Regions from separate parts of the Homo sapiens genome. Here region 1 is linked to region 2. Evidence: chromatin loops called from intact Hi-C (ENCODE). Cell type or tissue: heart right ventricle. All regions are shown on one strand. Links, peaks and the distances in the headings refer to the core of each region. The heading gives the core; the rest is flanking DNA. Region 1 overlaps ROBO1 (roundabout guidance receptor 1). Region 2 overlaps ROBO1 (roundabout guidance receptor 1).

Evidence for each region. A loop is a pair of places that touch in the nucleus more often than their neighbours do. Peaks named below come from ENCODE experiments on the same cell type or tissue, not always from the same donor. Only the 100,000 strongest peaks of a DNase experiment are listed, where the experiment ranks them.
Region 1: it touches region 2 in a loop (28-fold over the local background); 56 of 110 quality-filtered maps call a loop at or near these places.

What each region holds. Positions count from the first base shown.
Region 1 is chr3:79,079,674-79,091,081 of GRCh38, forward strand. The region is part of intron 3 of ROBO1 (roundabout guidance receptor 1); the gene reads right to left. Among named protein-coding and RNA genes, the nearest start is that of MIR3923, 420 kb to the right of the region's middle. In heart right ventricle, for the core only: a CTCF peak has its summit at 6,952 (motif pointing right); a DNase peak (open chromatin) is centred at 6,998.
Region 2 is chr3:79,357,481-79,368,888 of GRCh38, forward strand. The region is part of intron 2 of ROBO1 (roundabout guidance receptor 1); the gene reads right to left. Among named protein-coding and RNA genes, the nearest start is that of MIR3923, 140 kb to the right of the region's middle. In heart right ventricle, for the core only: a CTCF peak has its summit at 4,486 (motif pointing left); no DNase peak of the experiment used is centred there; H3K27ac peaks cover 1,313 bases.

The sequences.
Region 1 (11,408 bases), core at 2,282-10,281, 280 kb before region 2:
AAAATTTAAATCAAACGACTAATGTTATACAGAAAGAAAACCCATAGTGCCTGCTCATCTCAATGTATCCACACCATAAGACAGGGTGAGAAAAAAAATAAAATAAAAAACATAATAATCTCAATGTAATTTTGTAAAGAAACTCACATTTATAGAAGCGATAGTCCATTTTTAAAAGTACCAGAGTATTTTGCTTAAAGAATGGTCAGAACTGTACATCAGAGTCTATATTTTAAATAAAAATGAACACTTGAAAAATGTCAGTGTCAAATGTTTTTTATTAAAAAACATTCAGAAACAAAGCTTCAGATGATGATAATTTTTAATGGCATATGTTCTTGTTTCAAAAGTTTATATATATTATTAAAAAGAACAAGAATATAAACAAGATGATAATGTTAGTGGTGTGTTCATAAAAGTGTTACAGGGTTGATACTAAGTACATGTTTAAAAATGAAAAATTAATTGCTAATTCTTGATATGCATTATACATATTATTTAAACCATCATATAAATCATTATTTTTAAGAAAAATTTCCAAAACCTCCTTTTCCTTTCTTAATATTAACTTTCAGTTACGTTGTTTTGGTACCGGTAGTTTATTAGTCATTTAGTAATTCACTACTCATAGTACTGAGAAATTGAGAGCTGTCTTCTCATTGTCCATGAAAATATGTGTTTCTAGCCACTCACATAATAAAGCATTTTACTACATGTTCATAATTTGTATCAAGTTTAAGTATACTAACATACACTATAAAGTCCCCAAAGATAAAATGACATTAGATTCTTTCAATTAAAAAAAACTAGACTATCTTTCAGTTTCTACTTTAGTTTCTCAATATTTAAAATCCTGCCTTAAATTATAGGGATATAAACTAAAGTTTAAGCATAAAAATGCATAAAAATGGACAAGATATATGAAAAACAGTATTTGCATAAAGCATTATTACTATTAATGCCTATTAAAACATGTTTGATCCTTCAATGAAATGAGTAAGTAATATGTAAATTTTAGGAAAGGTCATGGCCGCTCTAATTCATGCAGCCTTCATGTTTTCCAGGTGGTATATTAAAAAGGTTCAGATGAAACATTCTCTGACCAAAATAAGTCCAGTATCTCCCCAGTTGGATAGAGTAATTAAGAATCTCTGTTTATTTAAATATTCAACTTTTTCTTAACCTTTTCTAGACTATTGACCATGAACTGGCAGTTTATCTTGGGATATATTTTAGTTTACTACCTCCAAAGAAAAACCTTTCTGAATAGAGCCAAGCAAATCAGGGCCCAGAGTTGAGGGTGCGTATCTAAATTTTAGAATTGAAGAGTTATGCCTCACCTTACATGAAAATGCTGAAACCATAGAAGAAAATTTCCATAGAAGAAAATCGACTTATAGTGTGCCCAAACGCTTTGCCTGAAAACCCATTCTTTTTTTATAATTAAATAGCCATATACTACCCTGTAATAGAGCTTTTAAATGACACATTTTTTTCCGATAGGATTTTTTTTTTTGCTTTCCTTAAATTCTTGTGAAAAAGAAGCTTGCTATAGATATTGATGCAAACTTCTCCAGTCCTCCCCCTCCTGCTAAGATGCTGCCATTGCATTAATACGATAGGTCAATCATTTGATGGGCATCATGACTTTAAAAAAAATTCCCACACTCAGATGGCTGTCAGTGGTGGTGCCAGTGAACCGTTATGCAAAGCCCCCAAACACTTTGTAAACTCGAATCTTTGAGCACAATAGTAAAGTTCAGTTCTGGAAAAAGATAGTGTACTGAATACACAATACCGAGCTTTGTCTGTTCGGGGCTTCTGTTGAGGGAGAAGGTTACTTAATCTCCACATTTGCCCTGGGGATTCTAACAGTTTTAATGTGTCCTTTTTGAGATTCTGTGAACTGTAGAATATATGCTGGTAACAACTTTCTTTGGGGCTTTCCTCGGAAAAGCCCAAAGCTGCCAACACAAGAAAGCTGACATAGTGGTGCTAACAAACACAATAGAGACCTTTAGCTGTTTTTGCAAACTGCCTGGCTAAAGTTTCATGTCATGTCTTGATGAAGGATCTCATTCTTTGGCTCATTTCGTAGAATCTAGCTTTTGTGACAGTTTGGAAAGGATGGCTTCTTCATCAATTTGGGAAAGTATAGGAAAATTTGATGCAACGTCAAGAAAATTTATAATACTTAAAGGATTAAATGATATAATTAACAATAGTGACATTTAATGCTATATTACCATTTGCCTACATTGGTCTTTTAGCCAAGACTATTTTTAGAGTCTATTAATATCATTTTCTTAAATGGGATGTTTTGGTGAAATGGCAATATTATTTTTCTATTATCATTCACTATTAGAAATATACAAAAGAAAATATTACCTAGAAAGCTAACTTTAAAGTGTCCTTATAAATTCAAAGACTTTTAAGCAATTGTAATTATTACTTAACCATTTGGAAAATGATGTATTTCATTCAAATGTATACTTCTAAGATGCTAAAAAGAAATTCCATAGCTAGAAGAAATAACTGTTCTAACTGTATAAACAGCAATCCTATTCCTGGCTTGACTAAATTTACATGAGTCAATCCATCTATATACTGGAAATTTGCCATCCAGAAAAGTCATATATTGTCTATACTTATTATGCATTTATGATACTCATTAAAGGTTGAGCAAATCATATATATGTGTGTGTGCAAAGTAGAAATTTTAAGAGGGAAGTAAAGATGCATTTTTACAAGCATAACACCTAATAAATCTCATAATATTGGATGCATTATAAGTTCAATATATGATAATCACCACATAGATGAAAATGAATTTTCTTAAAATAAGAAAATAAATATTTACAAGAGTGTGGATTAATGAAGTGAGATAGAAGAGACCAAATGTAGAAATGTTCATAGTGGATAAGGGAAAATGCTCCAGAGCCTCAAGTGTGGTTCAAAATCCCAAATTCCAGTTCATACTGGGGAGAAATCCCAGTTAGTTGTCTCTATGCCTGCCCCACCCAGTGTCTTACTATGTTACCCTCAAATCTCTCCCCAACACCTTCTCACTCCCATGCCTCTTGGCTCACTGTGTACTCACTTGTATGGTATGGAGAGAGGCAGGTTGAACCTCACTTGTATGGTATGGAGAGAGGCAGGTTGATGGTGTGGAGAGAGGCAGGTTGATGGTGTGGAGGGAGGCAGGTTGAACTTATTTTTAGCTCCCTAGGAACGAAACTGTCCTTATCTCAGATAGTATATTGATCTGCTATCATGCAGTTGATTTCTAATGAGGCCTTTAGGAACGCCTTATACACAAATTGGGAAATGGCTCTAGTTTACTCTGAGTGACTAAAGAAATATTTATTTGTAAATTAGCAGGGTGTGGTGGTGCATGCCTGTAGTCCCAGCTAGTCGGGAGGCTGAGGTGAGAGAATCACTTGGGCCAAAGAGGTTGAAGCTGCAGGAGCTGAGACCATGCCGCTGCACTTCAACCTGAGCCACAGAGTGAGACTCTGTCTCAAACAAACAAACAAAAGTATATTTGCGAAGAGTTACCAGGAAAGAGTTGATAATGGACATGAAGAAAAAAACAAAAGGGTTTCAGATATCTAGCTCTTAGGCAGGAAATAAAAATGTTAGAGGGGAAAATATTAAATATTTTGATATTATTTTCAAATGTAGTGGTTTGTGAAGATATTTGAAAATAATTCATTGTTGTGCTATATATAGATACCTATTTGTCTATCTATCTGATGGTAAAATCCACATTTATCTATTTATAACCTATCATGTTTTCCTACTTGGGAATTGCAAATAAACTGGCTGGAAAGCAGTTTATGTTTGAAATAATAACAAACCAGGGCCAAACAGAAATAAACATTCAACCACAATATTTTTAGCAGTATGCTCAAAATTTTATTCTTAACTGAAATATTTGTCACTGGGAAATGGTAGGAAACTGTCGTCCTATCCAAGTTAACCTTAGCCCTTGAATTTCTTCTACGTTGGCCAATCAAGGGCAAAGTAATCTACTGTAAATGAAAAGAAGACTTCAACTGTGAACTGAAGTACTTTTTAATTGAGAAGTATTACCCTATTCTATGCTAAAAGACAATTCTCTCAGGGTTCTTATCTAGAGTGGCAGATATCTTCGGAGAAAATCTACTAAACAAAGATTTTCATGAAGGGAATTTCAATTATGGTTCTGAACCAAACTTCTTCCAGAAAAGTATTTTGTTGCCATAAGTCACTCCTTAGCTTATTCTAGTCTCAACATTAGTCTGTAGAATTACAGTGTTTTTCACCTTGAAAGCTTGAGATTTAAGCCACGATTAATTTTATTGTACTGCCTGACTCTGGAAGAAAAACAGAATGCCTTTAACATTTCTAGATTATAAAGTCATCTAGTTTATTGCCTGCAAGCATAGTTTAGACAGTTGCTAGATTTGAATTCTGACTTTATCAATTTAGTTTTTTTCTGTGTGTGGCAATAGGCAAGTCATTTAATCTTAAGTTTTCTCATCTGTTTAAAGAGGATAATAAAGGCCGGCGGTGGCTCACGCCTGTAATCCCAGCACTTCGGGAGGCTGAGGTGGGCGGATCACCTGAGGTCAGGAGTTCGAGATCAGCCTGACCAACATGGAGAAACCCCGTCTCTACTAAAAATACAAAATTAGCCGGGCTTGGTGGCACATGCCTGTAATCCCCGCTACTCAGGAGGCTGAGGCAGGAGAATAGCATGAACCCAGGAGGCAGAGGTTGCAGTGAGCCGAGATCGCCCATTGCACTCCAGCCTGGGCAACAAGAGCGAAACTCCATCTCAAAAAAAGAGAATAATAAAACAGATCGGATTGTTGTGAATGTAAACATTAGCTAAAATTTAGTGAGTGTTTTCTATTGCCAGGAATTTCCTCAAATGCTTTTTATATATTCTCACAACAAATGTATTTACATGCTCTATTATTATCGTTTAGCTATATTAAATAATTTGTCAAAATTCACATGATTATTAAATTGTGGAATTGAATCTTGGGTCCAAGAATTTGATTTCCAGAATCCACGCTCTTACCCACTACATCAGAGATTCTGCAGAAGAAAACATGTTCAGGTCCCAAGACAGTGTCCAGCACACAAGAGGATTCAGTAAAATTTAGTTATTGAGATTCTGATCAGAAAGGTGTAAAAAATCTGAAATCTTGCTGAGATGAGATAGAAAATTTATTTTCTAATAAGAGAAAAAAGTCAATGTTGAAAAATATAAAATTATAAATTAATTTAAACAATATAAAACTGTACATAGCATAAAAATATTGATTTATTTATAGCAAGCAATATTAGTTACTAACATTTTTATATCTCTACTTAGAAACATGATTTCAAGACATATATTTTTGCACAAAATGAAGAGACACTGTTTGAGAAATGTACCTTTGGAGAGTTTTTTAATAACATAGTACTAACAAAAGCATAAACACTAGTAATTTAATAAAACCTTCCAAAATTCAATATCCTATTAGTTGTATATTTGAACAAAGTGAGCCCTTAAATCACTGATATAATTTGAGGGCTTAGAATTAAACAATTTCTTTACTTATTTAATTTTAGTTATTCTGGACACTTCTGTTTAAGGCATTTGCCCTGATGTCATCATTGCAAGCTATCCTAATCCACAAAAATTTAGAAACACTAACATGTGTGATTGGAACATGTTGAGTCATGTTGATTTAATTTTTGTTATTTGGGCATAGTTAACTGTCAGTTTCCCTTGACTTCATGAAAGAGACCTGATTGAAGATGCAGTTTAAAGGGCGGATAGGCAAGGTTAGGCATGAGAAAACATTTTTCTTCTTTCTGGGCAAGTAGAATCAAAATGAGAGAACAGGGAGGAGCTCCTGATAAAGTGCTGCTGTACATAAGAGAGTGATGAGCTTGTGGGGCCTGTCACTGCCACAATTTTTGTGTCAATAGCACTAAAACAGTGGATAGCACCTTTTCCTTCATTCAGAGAATGATGGCAATTCTACTTTTGTGTCTAGGAAGTAGCAAAATATGATAGTTTTAATCAGATGGAAGAAGACAAGAGAAACTCTGCTTAGTCAAGTGCTAAGGAAGTGTGTTTAAAGATAAAAGTTTAGATCTCCTGTAGTCTAGCCTCAGGACGTAACTTCATTACTATAAATTTCAGCAAATTGATTAATTAATCTTAAGGGAATTAAGTATATATTCTCTATAAGCAAAGCCATGTCTATAATTTTAACCAATGTGATAAAGAAGAAAACCTTAATAACTTCTCTGTTTGTTAATGTATTATTATTACAAACAGCTGATAAGAGCCTATTAACGGCCAGCTAATGCGATAGACATTGAAAGTAAAAAGATCAATAGAATACCTCTGTAAACATTTAGTGGCTCACAATTAGGTAATTAACAAATGGAGTTTTTTTTTTTTTAGGTGTTATGTGGAATTTTATCTAGGTACAGAGGACAATAATATTGTATCCAAAGAAGTCCCTCAAAAGCTTCCGTGTAGTAAAGAATTAAAGGTAGTAATGCTAATGTGGGCAACCAGATGGGGAGGTGACCATACCACAGTTCTGCAAGATAAAGGTTTTATTCAGTTAAAAATCTCTTTCATGTAAAAAAAAAAGAAATGTTAAATATTTAAAAGCTCTTGTCTTTTTAAAAAGTTTAACACACTGGCATAATGAATGTACACGAGTGTACAATTATATTAAAACCAGCTGTTTGATGATTACTAGAGTATATATTTTGCATTTCTACTCCAGTACAATAAGTAGATTAAGCTGACCTTACACAAAAAGCTTGACAATTGGTACAAGACATATCACATTATCTATAAGAATACCTGAGAAAAGATAAGCTGCCCAGACAGCTGAAGAAAATGTGCTCCTTACACAGCTTTATGTGCAAACTACAGGGTCTCCACAAGAGGGCGATCATTAGGAAATGCAGCGATATTTTCCCGCATGTCAGTGAAAAACAGTATGCAGACACCTCAATTCTATAGAATCAGACTCCCCCGCTCCCCTGCCCTGCCCCGCTTACTAATATATATTCTACGGAAGAGACAATCTTTTATTTTTTTTACTAATATATCAAAACATATTTAAGGATGAATTATTATGCAATAATCAACAATGTTATGTAATTATGGATATTTATAAAACTCCTTTATGAGGTCTTAATTTTCTCTACCTTTTATAGGAGCATTTTGGGAAATGGTGTCCTAACATATTTTCTATAGGTTTGCAAGAATTTAAAGAGAAATGTGATGAATAGTTCACTAAATTAAGGAACATTTTGATATGTACCTTTAATAATTACTGCAGCTGCTAGTGATGTTATTAAAAATTATAAAAATAATCATATTTAATTAATATGCAATATTTTTATTGAAAAGTGTAGTTAGTAATTTTGAGTAACAGAAGACAGGATGCATATTAAAACATAGAGGGAATTCCAGGCATTTGTTTGCATCAGAACTTAGATACACAACTCTAGAAAAACTGAAAAATAAATTAAAAAACAGTCAAAGGATTTTCCTTAATTTTAAGCATAAGCCTTTCATTTTAGAAATTATAATGTCTTGATATAAACCTAAAGTGCATCGACTTAATATAAATAGCACTGTTTCTAGATTATTTCCCGTTCATTATTTCAAAATTGTTAAAATTTCTTAATGAAATAGAGGCAGGTTTCCAAACCTTTAATGATGTGATTAGTAAAAGATGATACTCCTAACCAATTTTTCTTTCTCTCAAATAAAGTGACATGAATTACTTCAGTATCCTTCTTTTCCAGCTTCTTTCTCTTCCTTCCTTCCTTCCTTTCCTTCCTTCCTTCTTTCCTTCCTTCTTCCTTCCTTCATTTCTTTGTTCCTTCCTTCTTTTCTTCCCCGCTTTCTCTCTCCATCCCTGCTTTCCTTATTTCTTCCTTCCCCCACCTTGTTTCTTTTCTCTAATTATCAAGTAGAAATGGATGCTAAGCTAAGCTTGTGATTTTTGAAATTTGAAAGACTAATAATAATAAAATAAGGAGTGAATCAAGGAAAAATTTAGAAAAAAAGTCTTTTGTTGGAGAAACAAAAGGTGTAATAAAGACAACTTGAGTAGCCTAACTCATGTTAATCTACCCCAAACAATATTGATAACTGTTTATCAAGTGCTGATATACTGCTGAAACACGTCTTTCTAAAGACTTGTTAATTAAGTGGACATTTTTGTGATTTCCTGGTACCAAGGGTATCCCAATTTACATATGATTAAAACTTATTTACTTCGATTGTTGGTGGGAGTTCAACAATTTTGGAAAGGAAAAAGGTTCTTTCTGTCGCCTTCTGTCATGGTGAACAATAGCATCACAATACTAAACTCAACTAGTGTTGATGACGGTTGTGTTCAATTTCACAGTAAATTTGATCTGTTTCTCATGGGGCAAGACTTTAATTCTGCTGATTATTCGATATGGGAAAGCACTCTGTCACTATAATATCTGCTATGTGATCCATGTATAACAGAATGACTTCTAAATTGATTTAGAATTATTCATTATAAACATCCACTATCTTGTTAAACTGGATGGATTAATTTTACTCATAAAAGTGATGTAGCGTTTATGCTACTGTCCAGGCTACTTTGCCTGTAACTCTGGTGAGAGAAAATATCAGAATGTAGAATGATTTAAAGCTTGTTTTATTTAGTAAGCCATGTAGAAGTTAAATTGTAGTTCTTCGAGTCACATTTTCCAAAATATACAAAGTCTTAACAATGTTGTAAAAATATGCAAGTTTAAATTGTATATACCGGATTGTTATATTTAATTACTTTGAAAATAAACACAGTGAGCACATTGTAAAGAGAGTAACAGGAAAGGTAAGAAGCACATCTTTAACTCTGATTAACTTTCTTTACTTAACAACAAAAGGATCTTTCTTTCACCAACAGGGGAACACTCAGTATTCTAAGTAAGACTAGTGATATTTAATGGCTATAAATTTTAACATCCTTTCTTTGTGAAGAAGAATTATCTGGCTTGTAATTAATAATAACCAAATGTTAACAAAAGCTAATTATCTCTAAGCTTATTTTGGGAATGCTTATGATAGGAAACTATTATTTTGATTCCATTAGATCACTGTGTGTGTGCATGTATTTGTGTTTTGCAATGACATATTTTACCCATATTTTAATAAACCTTATGGGAACAAAATTGAGAAGTTAATTTGGCAATATTGGGAAAAACTAGAGTAAAATAATTAAATGTACAGTTGGATACAAATGATAGGATGACTCATTTGTTTTCCAAAATAAAATTCTAGAAAACTTGTATTCCTCGCTTTTAGTAAAGTCATTTTTATTTTTAACATACTTAGTTTCTTTCATAAAAGGCAAAATGTATTAATTCCCAGTTAACAAAAGAAAATACATCTCATAATGAAGAAATCTACAACCTTATCTGAATTTCCTTATACATTTTGAGAAATTATTATTTAAATCATATACCTCAGGTTATTCATATAGAAAATGCAACCAATAGAGAAAAGTATAAGATACAAAGTTGTCACTTAGAATTCCTAACCCCAGTGGTCCCCATTGTTAGCATTAGATGAACAAGTACTAACCTTGCTTTTATTTTTCCTCTAAAAATTGGCACTTTCCAGGTCAATGACTAAAAATAAACGTCATCATTTTTAATAGCCGACTAGTCAATTTTATTGATATGCCATTATTTATTTAACTAACTTTACACTTACAGAAATTTAGTTTGTTTCTAGTTTGTCACTATTACAAACAACGTTTTAATGAACAATATTGTACATTTGTTCACTGAATTATCATGCTGTTGAGATTAAGTTCTAGAAACAAAATTTGCTGAATCAAAGAGAACACACATTTCATAACTTGATAATTATCAGCCTGTTTACCTAAAAATTGTCTCCAATACATACTCTCACTAACAGTTACCACATTCTCAGGAAGATTACATACTATAATTCACAGAAAAATTTTCCAATCTAGAAGATAAGAATATTCATGATTGTATTTATTCTCATTTATTTGGTTGTGAAATAGATGAACGCATTTGCATGTGTTTGCTTGATACATTTGCTTTTCATAAATTTTCTGTTCCAATCATCTGCCTATTTTTCTATTGGCGTTGTGTATTCTTTTTCTAGTCAATTTACGACAGTTGTTTGCATTTTGGAGAAATAAACATTGATATATATCATCCAGTTATTCTTTCTTTTTTTTTTTTTTTTTTAAGACGGAGTCTTCCTCTGTTGCCCAGGCTGGAGTGCAGTGGTGCAATCTTGGCTCACTGCAACCTCCATCTCCCAGGTTCGAGCAATTCTCCTGCCTCAGCCTCCTGAGTAGCTAGGACTACAGGCATGCACCACCATGCCCAGCTAATTTTTCTATTTTCAGTAGAGACGGGGTTTCAGCATATTGGCCAGGCTGGTCTCGAACTCCTGACCTCGTGATCCACCCGCCTCAGCCTCCCAAAGTGCTGGGATTACAGGCATGAGCCACCGCTCCTGGCCCATTTATTCATTTTTTTAAAACAGGTTGTTTTTACGTGGAAAGGCAAGCCAATTAATCTTTCTATTTATTTGTTTTTGGCTATAAATCATAATTAGAAAGACCTTCATGTCTTAAATAGTGTCTAAAATACATCATGCAAGATTCTTCCATTACTTTTGTTGTTTTAGAAGTGAACTTCCTTTCCCTTCCCTTCCCTCCTCTTCCATTCCCTCCCCTCCCCTCCCCCCGCTTCCCTCCTGTTCCTTTCCCTTCCCTTTCTTTTGTTTTTTGATGTAAGAACTGTGACAGAAATTCCAGTATAATTTTTGTTCCTCAAATTGCAGTATGTGTTTGCAGTTAAAAGTTTGGGCTTTGGATGCAGATATACTTCAGTTCAAATCTTGGTTCTATCACTTGTTACTACCTCTATGAGTTTGGGCCTAACCTCTCTATACCTCTATTTTCTTATCGGTAAAATGAGCCTAATGTGTATAATACCTAGTTCACATGGTTGTTGAGATTGTTGAATAAAGCACAGTGACTGGCACATTGTAAGCACTCAGTAAATGATGATTCCAGTCATCACTGATAGTATTGGGAGCCATTTAACAAAAAGTCTTTTTTTCTCATTGATTCATAATATTAGCTTTATCATGTTTAAATTCTGCTTTACATTTCTTTTTATTTCTAGATTATAGTATGTTTTATTTTTCTATTTGTCTATTATAATAAGAATAATCATAGTTTTAATAGATAGTTTTATGCTAAGTTTAGATTTCAGAAAGAGTGCGTTCTCTTTTATGCTTTCAGAAATTATCTGGAATTTGGAATTTAAATCAGCTGCAGGTCTTCAGATTTCGAGTA
Region 2 (11,408 bases), core at 1,364-9,363:
ATGGTTTATATAGAATTTAGTTATAATTTCTACAATTATCCTCAGTTACACAAGAAAAAAATAATGACACTGTTTATCTGAAGTATTTACCTAACTGAAAACTGCAACTACAGAGAGGGTACATATACATGTTTCAACTGAACTGGATCTACCACAAGTCTGGTTGTAAGCTAATGAATTTCCCTGAGGACAAGGTGGTTTGGAGAGAACATAAGACTTCTAAAACACCACATATTGCCAAATTGGATTCCTTAATTTTGACTTTGTTTTATGTGAGTCTCATTTAAGTTTAATTGCTAACCTCTAGCACTAACCTTCTCTAGTTGTGGAGCCAGAGGTATTTCCGTACATATAAAATTTGAAATCTGGCTCCTGACTTTCTTAAACTTCATAAGTGGAATCTAATTTCATTTGCGGATTAGTGGAAACAAGAAATAAAATATGAAATTAATGGGGGGATAGCATTTTACATACCAACTTTTTAGTCTCTTTCTATTCCCAGAAAGAAATACAAAATTGGGGTTTGTCTGATGGTGTGTTTTTTAGGTGGATTAGAATATCGGTTAAGAGCATGATCTCTGGAGCTGACTTTCTTGGTTTAAATTCTGGCTTCGTCACTTACATAGCTATGTGACATTGGTCATGTAAGCTATTCTCTTTGCCTCAATTTCTTTATCTATAAAATGAAATTGTGAAAAAATACTATTTATCTATAGGGATGTTACAATAATTAAACATCTTAGTAACTATGAAACACTAAGAATAGTGTTTGGCATAAAATAATCATTACATATAGATACGGCTATTCATATTGACACAGGGAAATGCAATATGATTCAGGTTTAAGTGTTAAGTCATCGGGGTCCAAAGGAATAAGCAAAGGTCAGAGGAAAGATTTTATTTGATTCAGTCTGTGTCTCCTCTTTGGATTTGGTTTAGGAAGACGTTGATATCCTGAGAAGCTATAAATGGTTTTCCAGCACAGCAGCAGTTAGAAGTTAATAGTGATTTGTGACTGGGGAAGCTTTCCTCTATTTGTTGATCTCCCAGATAATACTTTCTGTTCTTGTAAATCTGTCTTGAGATTTCAACATATGTATGGGAATCCAAGGTGTGTCTGGGTGTGCTTTAATTTTATTAAATGTTTTCCCATGCTGGACGTCTGGATACATTTAACAGTACTTGTACGTTTGAGACCTATTTGCCATTTTAATAAAAGGAAACAAACTCCAGAAATGCAAGAATTTAAACTAAATACCTCTTTTCTCAAATTTAATCTATAATTTTAAGAGTGGAATGATACTCTTCCTGCATAAGGAAAGACACACACAATTATATAAAATGACACACTTTCACACATTTTGCCATTACAAGTCACTAATGCACTGCACTATTGACGTATTTTACTGTCCTGAATATTTTTTGGCCACGTAACTTTAAAATTACTGCAAATTTGGACAACATATCATGGTTTAACACCAACTGAGGGGGCTTTTTCCCTATAAACGTTCATCTATAAATTAATGACTGCTATTTAAAATGTGTTTCTTCAGACACCAGTCATATCATGTCCTCTGTGCTACTATAAGATTACCTCTTTATTTATCTATGTGGGTAAGTTAATTATAAAAATGCTTGTACCAACTGATCATTTTGCTGGCATAATGAGTATCTTAAACTAGATTAATTTTCTAGCAATATCTAATGGAGACTAAATCACACATGAACATGCTATAACAATATAATGATGAAACAGTGAATGAATCAATTAACTCCTTGATAAACATCAAAAACATACCTCACTCTTATAATTTATAAAGTGAAAAAAAAAGCCTTTCTACTTTCTTTCTGTCAGCATTTAAAACTGGCTAAATTCTGGACAATAAACATTATGAAATACATTTTCCATACATGGTCAAAATAATCTCAAAAGGCTGCTTAATTCAATTACTGACAGAACTTTCAAACAAAGAGGCACCATACTTGGTATCATATGTTGTCTGTATATAATTGCTTCTAAAAACATTTCTTGTCAACTGAATTGGTGGTTGATGTTGATCTTGTTTAAAGGGTTCTAATGATCAAGTTGTCATGATAGGTTATATTTTCTGTTTCATTCTAAACGCCAGATTTGACTTATTATTTGTTCAATCTATCCAGTAAACCATGAAACCAATTATCGAAGCCTCAGTCATTCAGCATATAATCTAGAAGCTGTCCATTTTATTAATCTGAACACTTCTCGGATTATAAAATATCCTAAGAAAAGAATTGAAAGCAATCCTAAGTATCAAAATAATAGATTTCCTTTTAGTAGGCACCAGGATGCCAGGAATACAGATACCAAGCATAAGATAAAATACTTCAAGAGGTCAAAAAGGCAGTAGGCGTGCTGGACTTCAGAGTAAGTGGATTGAGGCCCTGTTGGGAGGATTTCTGGAGTTGGTGATACTTGAACTAAATTTGAAGGAAGAAGAAAACTTCCATCACCAGATAAAAGAAGAAAGATAATTGCAGGCAGAGGAAATTGTGGAATACACTTTGGACTCTATTTCTGGCAGTGGTACTCAAGACAATAGCATGAGCGATTATACTGTATGTTCTCTGCAAATGTTTTGGATGGAGTTCAAACATGCCCAACTTCAAACTTTAGCAAGGTTTAATTACTAGATGCTTCTAAGAAGAGTCTAGTTATAGTCTTAATAGCATCATATTGTCTCAAGGTCTTAGTGATATCAGAATGTAAATCAAATTTACATAAATACATTTTTTAACTTTCATAAATGGAAGTTATGAACAAATCTCAAATGATGATTTTTTATAAAGGGAAAAGACATGAAATCAACTCTTAACTATCCGTGAATAAATTTTCTGAGGTTTTTAAATTTTCTGTTGACATTAGTTGATAAAATTATTTATGAAGAATTTTTTTGTACTTTTAAATTTTTTCTTTGTTTTCTCCACCTTCTTTTTTAATAAAAAAAGAAAATAAAATAAATATTGCAAAAATACTACAAATTTATAGCTCATCTACATAGAGGACAGCTACAGTTTTGCATATTAATAACAATGACATTGATGATGGTGATGATGATGAAGTTGATAGCTCTTACCAATTATTTAGGGCTAAGTAAGTTTTGGACACTTTACATGGATTAGTCACTTTGTTTCTTAGAACAACCTCATATAAGGTAGATGCTCTTATTGTCATCATTATATAGTTAGGAAACCTGAAGCATAATGCCATAAGAAACTTGATTTAGGTCATGGAGGAGCTGAGAGCAAATTCACAAAGCTGGCTCCATATTCCAAAGTGTGAAGCCAGGGTGCGGAACACTTAGATAATATGATGCTCTTTAATCAAACTCTCTGAGGACCAGTTCTTATTTCTCTAGTGTGAAATAAGTGCTACCCTTAAAAGTTTTGAACACTGCAGGTGGCCATGCTCACCTCAATAGTTTTGGATTCAATAAATTGATCCATGGTGCAGCCTTGGTTTCTATAGTTTTAACATTTGTACAGTTAATTCTGATTAAAACTTCGAGTTAAGAAACTTGATGTACATTCTTTGTTTAGTCTGAAGTATTGTGGTATCTAATGGACATGCCATATCACAAACAAAATTACTATATTGTATTTGCCACCCATCACTAGTCCACAGAAAGATAAATGATAGTTGTATGACCTGAGATAAATATTTTTAATGTTTTTTGATATATTTTATGATAAATCTTAATGTGTGGGGTATAACGTATCTTTTTTTCAATATTAGAATTTTCTACTTATGCATCTTTGTAGTAGATAAAAATTAACTTTTTATTTAAAAAGGAGGTCAGATTGAATCAAAAAGTAAGGCAAATACAATACTGGAAAATCATCTTTACTATGAGATTTGTCATAGGTAGCAAAAGGAGAAAAGCAAATAAATATTGTCACTGAAAAGAAGTGAATAGCCAAATTTTGCATAACCAGAGCCCATTAAACAACTTAATATTTTAAGCTCACGATTTAATACCAGCAAAATAACGATTTAATACCATTAAATAACGATTTAATACCAGCAAAAGCAGTGAGCAGTTTTTGTAGAAGACATTAATAAAGATTGGCAAGGACGAAAATTTTAAATTCAATGTCGAACTCTTCCTGCATACGCTGCGATGGCTGATAAAAATGTCAGTATAGAAAAGAGTAATATTCATTTGTTGTTTGAGCTCTCAACTTTTTATTGTGGCCGTAACAGATATTTACACATATGAAAAACTCATTGCATACTTACAAGTGTGATTATTTTCTAGTATTGTATTTACCTTACTTTTTTATTCAATGTAACCTCCCTTTTAGACAGAAAATTAATTGTTGTATACCACAAAGATGCATAATTAGAAAATTTTAATATTTAAAAAGTATATTTCTTGATTAAAAAATAATTTTTCTCAAGCAAGTTTTCCAAGGTAGTAGCGTCCAAAGGCAGCTTAGTGCCATCTAGTGGCAAAATTAGTTATCAGCTTATTCCTCCTGATAAAAGTTCAGTAGAGTGCCGGACATGAATCTACATCACACATACGGTAGATATGAATTTTAGGATGTATGTTGACTTCGTATAATAATGAGGCAAGCCTATGATAATTACACCAAAATTTAAGTCTAACATTTAATTATTATTAATTAACGAGGAATTATGTGTATCTAAGACACAGACAACAAATGAAAGATACAAGACAGTAGCTTTAAAGGATAAACCAGACCTCAGAAGGGAAAGCGACAACCAGTTTTTTAAAAATAATAGATCGAAGTGCATTTTCAGTGTCAGGATGTGCTTAAGGTTATGAGTAACAATTAGAATGAAAAGGAATATTTGTTTCTCTGTTGTGTTGTGGGAGAAACTAGCTAATATTTGGATAAAATTCAGAACATTATATTTAAGCTACAGAAGAGGAGAGGTTACTGAGAAAACTATTCAATAACTATGAGATTTTATAAAAGGACCTATAATTTCTCCCACTGTAGAACCTAAATAATACAAGATTGAAAAGTATCTCTCTAGAAATGTTTGTGAACTGTCTTTCCTTGAAGGAAATGGAGTGGACTTGATGAAATTAAAATTAAGTTTCTTTTCAGGCTTTAATTGTATTAAAAGCCAAGTATGCTCCCTCAGAATTCATCTTTTTTGGTTTTGAGATAATAAGTCTGTTTGACCCAGCTGAAATTCTGCCTTTTGTTAGTCCTTTTCCTGAGACTCCAATTAACTTTACGAAATTTCTCTTCAGGGAAAAAATCTAGGCAAAAGGATTAATTTAGCTAACAATGCTGTGATATAAAAATCTCTGTAGGAGCTTTTTCTGACCTATTCCAGGGACTCTGCCAACTCAAATGCTGGGATGATAAAAGAGTTCTTCATAGCCCGGGAGATAAGGAAAAAACCCATCGCATCAGACCCAATTGCTCTTAGAGGAATTCAAAAGAATCCAAAATAGCCTTAATGTCTAAAAATGCCACACTTTCTCCTAGTCAGATTGGAAAGGGTACATAAGACTGAGTTTTTAAGTGATGTAATTTTCTCAGCCTGATGAGGAAAGCTTTCATATGTTCTAAATGAGCTATCAGAAAAAGAGAGAGCCACTCTTTTCTTCTCAGCCACTAACAGCAAAATGAAACAATATGATTTTATGAAACACATAAAATCTGTGGATAGGAACAGACACAAAGCTTCTCTTGCTCCCAGTCTTAGCCATGATGAGTTTTCTTGGTTTGCTTATGAAACACAGAAACAGCTGTGATTTCTTTCCTTGTCTGTGTATTGCTTAAAACACTCTCTTCTCTCCAGTCAAGCACTTTGATCCTTTTGTATCTCTAATTCAACATGATCACAAAACATGAAGAAAGAAAGAAATGGATGGAACTGTTATCATTTTATCCATATAGGTTTAAATTATTTTTCATTTTCTTATTTATGATACCAGGATTTTAAAATTTTTAAGAAGTCATTTTTACATAGACTATCCTTGTATTACACATCATAATTTAGGAACAAAAGTGAATTACATCTTTCAACATATTTTTCCTGGAAGACCGTATAATTAATGTGTGTATAATTAAAACACGACTACTAACTCTTTGCAAAGAAAGATATCAGTTTCACTGAGTTCTAGGCTTCCACACAGAAACATATGCATATGTACCCACAGGCATTCACATGCACACACACAGAAGCACATACATGGTTTGACACATACACGCATGCAGTCTTGTGCATACATAAGCACAGGTGTGTACATCCAGACACATTTACTTTCATATTCCTTTCTTCATTGTGACTTGCAATTTGAAAGCCTCAGTATCAAGTTTATGATAATAAGAAACATAATGACATATATTATTATTGCAATCAGTCATTTTTCCAAGAAGCAATTTTCACCATATAGACCACGGTCCAAATCTGATGGATTAAAATATAATAAAGGTGCCTGTAATCCCAGCACTTTGGGAGGCTGAGGCGGGTGGATCACAAGGTCAGGAGATCGAGAACATCCTGGCTAACATGGTGAAACTCCGTCTCTACTAAAAATACAAAAAATTGGCCAGGCGTGGTGGCACGCACCTGTAGTCCCAGCTGCTCAGGAGGCTGAGGCAGGAGAATGGCGTGAACCCGGGAGGCGGAGCTTGCAGTGAGCTGAGATCACACCCACTGCACTCTAGCCTGGGCAACAGAGCGAGACTCCGTCAAAAACAAAACGAAACTATATAAATGTGTGTGTGTATATATATATATATACATATATATACACACACACATATATATATATACACACACATATATATAAAAATTATAGGAAACAGTAATTCCAAGTCATTGATAATTATGTATTTATCATAATTCTATTATATATTGTGTTTCAATGATTGATGATAATTTTGATTTCATCATTTGAAATTAATCATTACTTTTCAGAAATATCTCCATTTGTTTTAACAGCTAATTACCCTCCCTTCATGCCACTCATATATATTTTTCCATATTCTAGGTTTTTTCTCCTTTCCTCTAATTTCAACTTCTTTTGCTTACTCTTGACTAATTAATCTTTTCTTCTCTGTGATTTACTTATCACAAATCAGGCCTTAATCCATTATTTTCTTATTTAGGTGACAATGTGAAGCAGCTCTGGTTATAATTTGCAGGGATTAATCAATCCAGTTTCTGTATATTTTTGGTCCTTTGTGGTACGTTTTTATAATAAAGTACTTTTATTATCAAAAAAGGCATTGACATCAACTACTCTGAAAACATTTAATAGTGATTCATACGTCCGATACCTTAACTTTAGTTTAACATGTTTAAATAAGCATGCATACCTGCTAAACGGGTATTTCTTTTACATATTTTCTGACGAATTAACTGAGGATTCACTGAGGTATCAACAGAACCCTGAAAGCCATAAGACTACATTTTCTGAAAAGTAGTTCTCTTTGGGGAATACCCTCTTTCTGAATACCTGGGGAAACTTCCACTCTGACTGAGTTCTGAAAGAGCATGTTTAATCATTCCTCACTCTATAGCTACAACTTCTTTATATTCAGTTCTTCCCCTCAATTTCCAAACATATTTGTACGTGAATTGCATCAGAATGTCCTGTCCTCAGAATCTTCTACTTGTAGTTTACTTATTGGTTCCCTCTATGCTTTACTCCTTTCCTCTCACGATTAGAATCCAAATTTCATCTAATGGCCACAGCCACCCTTCACCAGCATTTTTTATATCTCTGTGCCATTGAGCTTCTTTCTCACCTGCTTGGCAAAGCCACAACTGTGTATCAGTTCACTTCTTGGCCTTTCCACCTGCACATCCGTACCAATTCACACGTATACTAACGTCATGTCAGCAAGCTTAACTTGGTCCTGAATGTGGACAGACAAATGCATTTCTATCATAGCCCCATGGGAACTCTGCGTCGGTTGCTACTTAGTCAGAAATCTTGGCTCCTCCATCTCTCTGCTTTATCATCAGAGGATCCCCTAACTTCATGAATAAGTAAAAGTCCTCACATGAAAGTGCTACCAACCCCCTCCATTGAGTCTATCAACTTGCAGCTGCACTTCTATTTTTAACTCTCCGTGTTAAAACGGTACTACTTTCCCAGGGCCGGGCACGGTGGCTTAAGCCTGTAATCCCAGCACTTTGGGAGGCCGAGGCGGGCGGATCACGAGGTCAGGAGATCGAGACCATCCTGGCTAACACGGTGAAACCCCGTCTCTACTAAAAATACAAAAAATTATCCGGGCGTGGTGGCGGGTGCCTGTAGTCCCAGCTACTCGGGAGGCTGAGGCAGGAGAATGGCGTGAACCCAGGAGGCGGAGCTTGCAGTGAGCCGAGATCGCGCCACTGCACTCCAGCCTGGGCGACACAGCAAGACTCCGTCTCAAAAAAAAAAAAAAAAGAGTACTACTTTTCACTGAGGCTTCTCCCTCCACTTTTCCATTGGGTTACATCTCTTCCAGACTTCTCAGGACAGGGAGTTTTTGGTTATGCACTCTCATCCTTGTATGTTTAATTCTACCTATACAAAGCCTTCCTACAGAGATGCTGACTCCAGAGTCAGGCAGACCTGGAGTTCTTTACTAGTCTTAGTATTAAGACTTAGCAAGTGGGGGCAAGATACTGCCCTCTAAACCTCAGTTTTCTTACCTGTACAATGGGAATAATAATAGCACATACCTCACATGATTAGGGTGATCGAATAATGGATGAGGAAAATTTTGGCATGAAAGATTTGACAAAGTTTTGCTGTTTATTACTCTTCCTAACAGGATTCAAGGAAGCCTATTCATTGGGAGTATGGGAGGGCAATAGTTTTTCTTAAACTCAATGCCTCCATTTTGTATTCTTGTCTGACTTCATTCTTCTGATTCACCATGAAACTACTTAAAAGAAATGTACTCTTCACCTCTAACCCTGTTTCCAGCCTCCTCTTTCTGACTTTGACATTCACCACTCTACTGCAAGTCCTCATAAAATTCACAACTTCAGCTCCATGTTAAAAGTCCCTTATCTTAGTGCTCTCTTGGCAAGAGAGCAATGTTTTATATGCCCTCCTTACTCATCGCCTCTCTTTTCTTGGCTCTCTTGGACGCAACTCCAAATAGAATGCCCAGCACTTGGCCGGCACAACACAGGGCACATAACGGCCACCAATAAATATTTGTTCAATGATTTAATTAACACATGAACGAGAGTTCCAGGGTCACATTTGCCAATGATGTTTGCCGAGTTTTCAATCCTCTCGACGTTCACTTCCCTGAAGAAACAGCTGGAATCCTAAATTCCTTGTAAGGTAGTTCAGTTCATATTAGATTCCTGCTAAAAGGCTAAAACCACATTAGTCTCTTAAGAATATTCTATATTAAGGATGTCTTAGAAACAGGGGGAAGCTCTTAAGTTTACATTATATAGCTTTCAGAGCTATTGCACTTGGTCAGAAATAGGAAACAGAAATGGTGAGGCACATTTCCATGAAAGCTCAAATTACACTATTTTGTAAAGTTTAAAATCTGCCCATCATTATCCATAAATTGCAGCTATACATTATAATTATTTAATCTACATTTCTTGTTAAACATCTAAATTATGTCACTTCACCAATTACAGGAATTATGTGATTAGGTGTAATTATCCTAAATAGCTGAACACAATTAAAACATCTTACATGCAGGAAGTGTCATACATAGTATGTTATTTTTTTTTTCTCTTGACTCACTGTCCTTGGTCTCTATCAGAAGGAGTTAGAGACTGACTCAGTTTGAATGGAATCAGGGAATTTCCAGCTTTCAAGTGACCACTGGCTCAGGGGCCACCTACAACAATTCCTTTCTGATATTAATCTCATTTTCAGACAATTTCTGCAGTTAGAATTCCCTGAAGCTTATCACCAATAATATAAAGAGCAGCAATGCTGACTCTGATATTTTATACTGCTCAAGGGTCCAAAAGATCTATGCAAGACTGAATTGGAAGATTATATTCAGATTTCTCTGCTTAGAAGATCCCCCACACAGTTTGCCTGACTACTGTCTACCCATCGTTCGTTAAAATGTGTTTCAGACAGTCATTCAACCTTTCAACCTCTTGATTTTTCCATCTATAAAACATGGATGATTATAATAGACAATAAATGTGAATAATAATAGTACCTCCCTATTATCAGTTTCAGCACATAGAAAGTACATATTACTCCTGAGTTCTCAGATTAAATCATTGCTTATTCAGGGGCCCTGAACAGCATTTTTCACTTTTCTCACAATTTGTAATTAAGTATTACGAGTTTCGTAGCTTAATATCATTTTCCTTTATTAAGCCATACATTTCATGAAGATATACAGGGATCGTGCTTGTTTTGTGCCTAGCATACTGCTTACACACAGAGAATGCTGAGTGAATGAATGAGTGATGAATGAATAATAGGTAGGTTTTTTTGTTTGTTTTGTTTTGAGGCAGAGTCTCACTCTGTCACCCAGGCAGGAATGCAGTGGTATGATCTCCGCTCACTGCAACCTCCGCCTCCTGGGTTCAAGCCAGTCTGGTGCCTCAGCCTCCCAAGCAGCTGGGACTACAGGTGCGTGCCACCACACCTGGCTAATTATAGTAGAGACAGGATTTCATTGTGTTGGCCAGGCTGGTCTTAAACAACTGGCCTCAAATGATCCGCTCACCTCGGCCTCCCAAAGTGTTGGGATTACAGGCGTGAGCCACTGCGTATGACCTCCTTTGCCTTTCTTTTGCCACAACCAGATAGTGTTTTTTACAGTTGCCTGATAAATTCATTCATGCTAGAGTCCTAGAGACCCTTTGTTTAGATCACAAGAGAGACTGCATGGAAAATAATTTTCTAAAAATAACTGCAAACTACTATGCAACTAATTGATGCTATTACTACCATCTGCGCATTAAAAGAGAGTAGACTGCCTGCAACCCACAGAAACAGCAACTCAGTGGGCTCAGGGACCAGCCCAAGGGGTGGTGAGGAAGTTTTCTGGGAGCTCAGAGCTCCCAGCTCTGAGCTGTTAGGTACTACAAAACAACCTCCTAAAATTCTGCCAGGTGTGAGGCTATTATGCCTGAGAACCAGACTTTCCCTAACCACAGGAACTTGTTCTGTTGCTACAAACATCCACTTCACGTTCTTCCCTCAGGCACCTTCTTTAGCTTGTCTCACCCTGCTGCTGCTCCTTCCTCTCCCACATTCTACTGTTTTAGAGTATAGTTTAAACTACCTGCTCTGACTGTGGATCCTTAAATCCGCTTGCACCTTTTTTGCTCTTCTGTCTCTCAGAAAGAAATTAAATGCAGGCGGGACCTGCTTTTAGGTACTTAGATACCCCCAACAGATCAAAATCCTGATTGTTTTTACATGATGAAA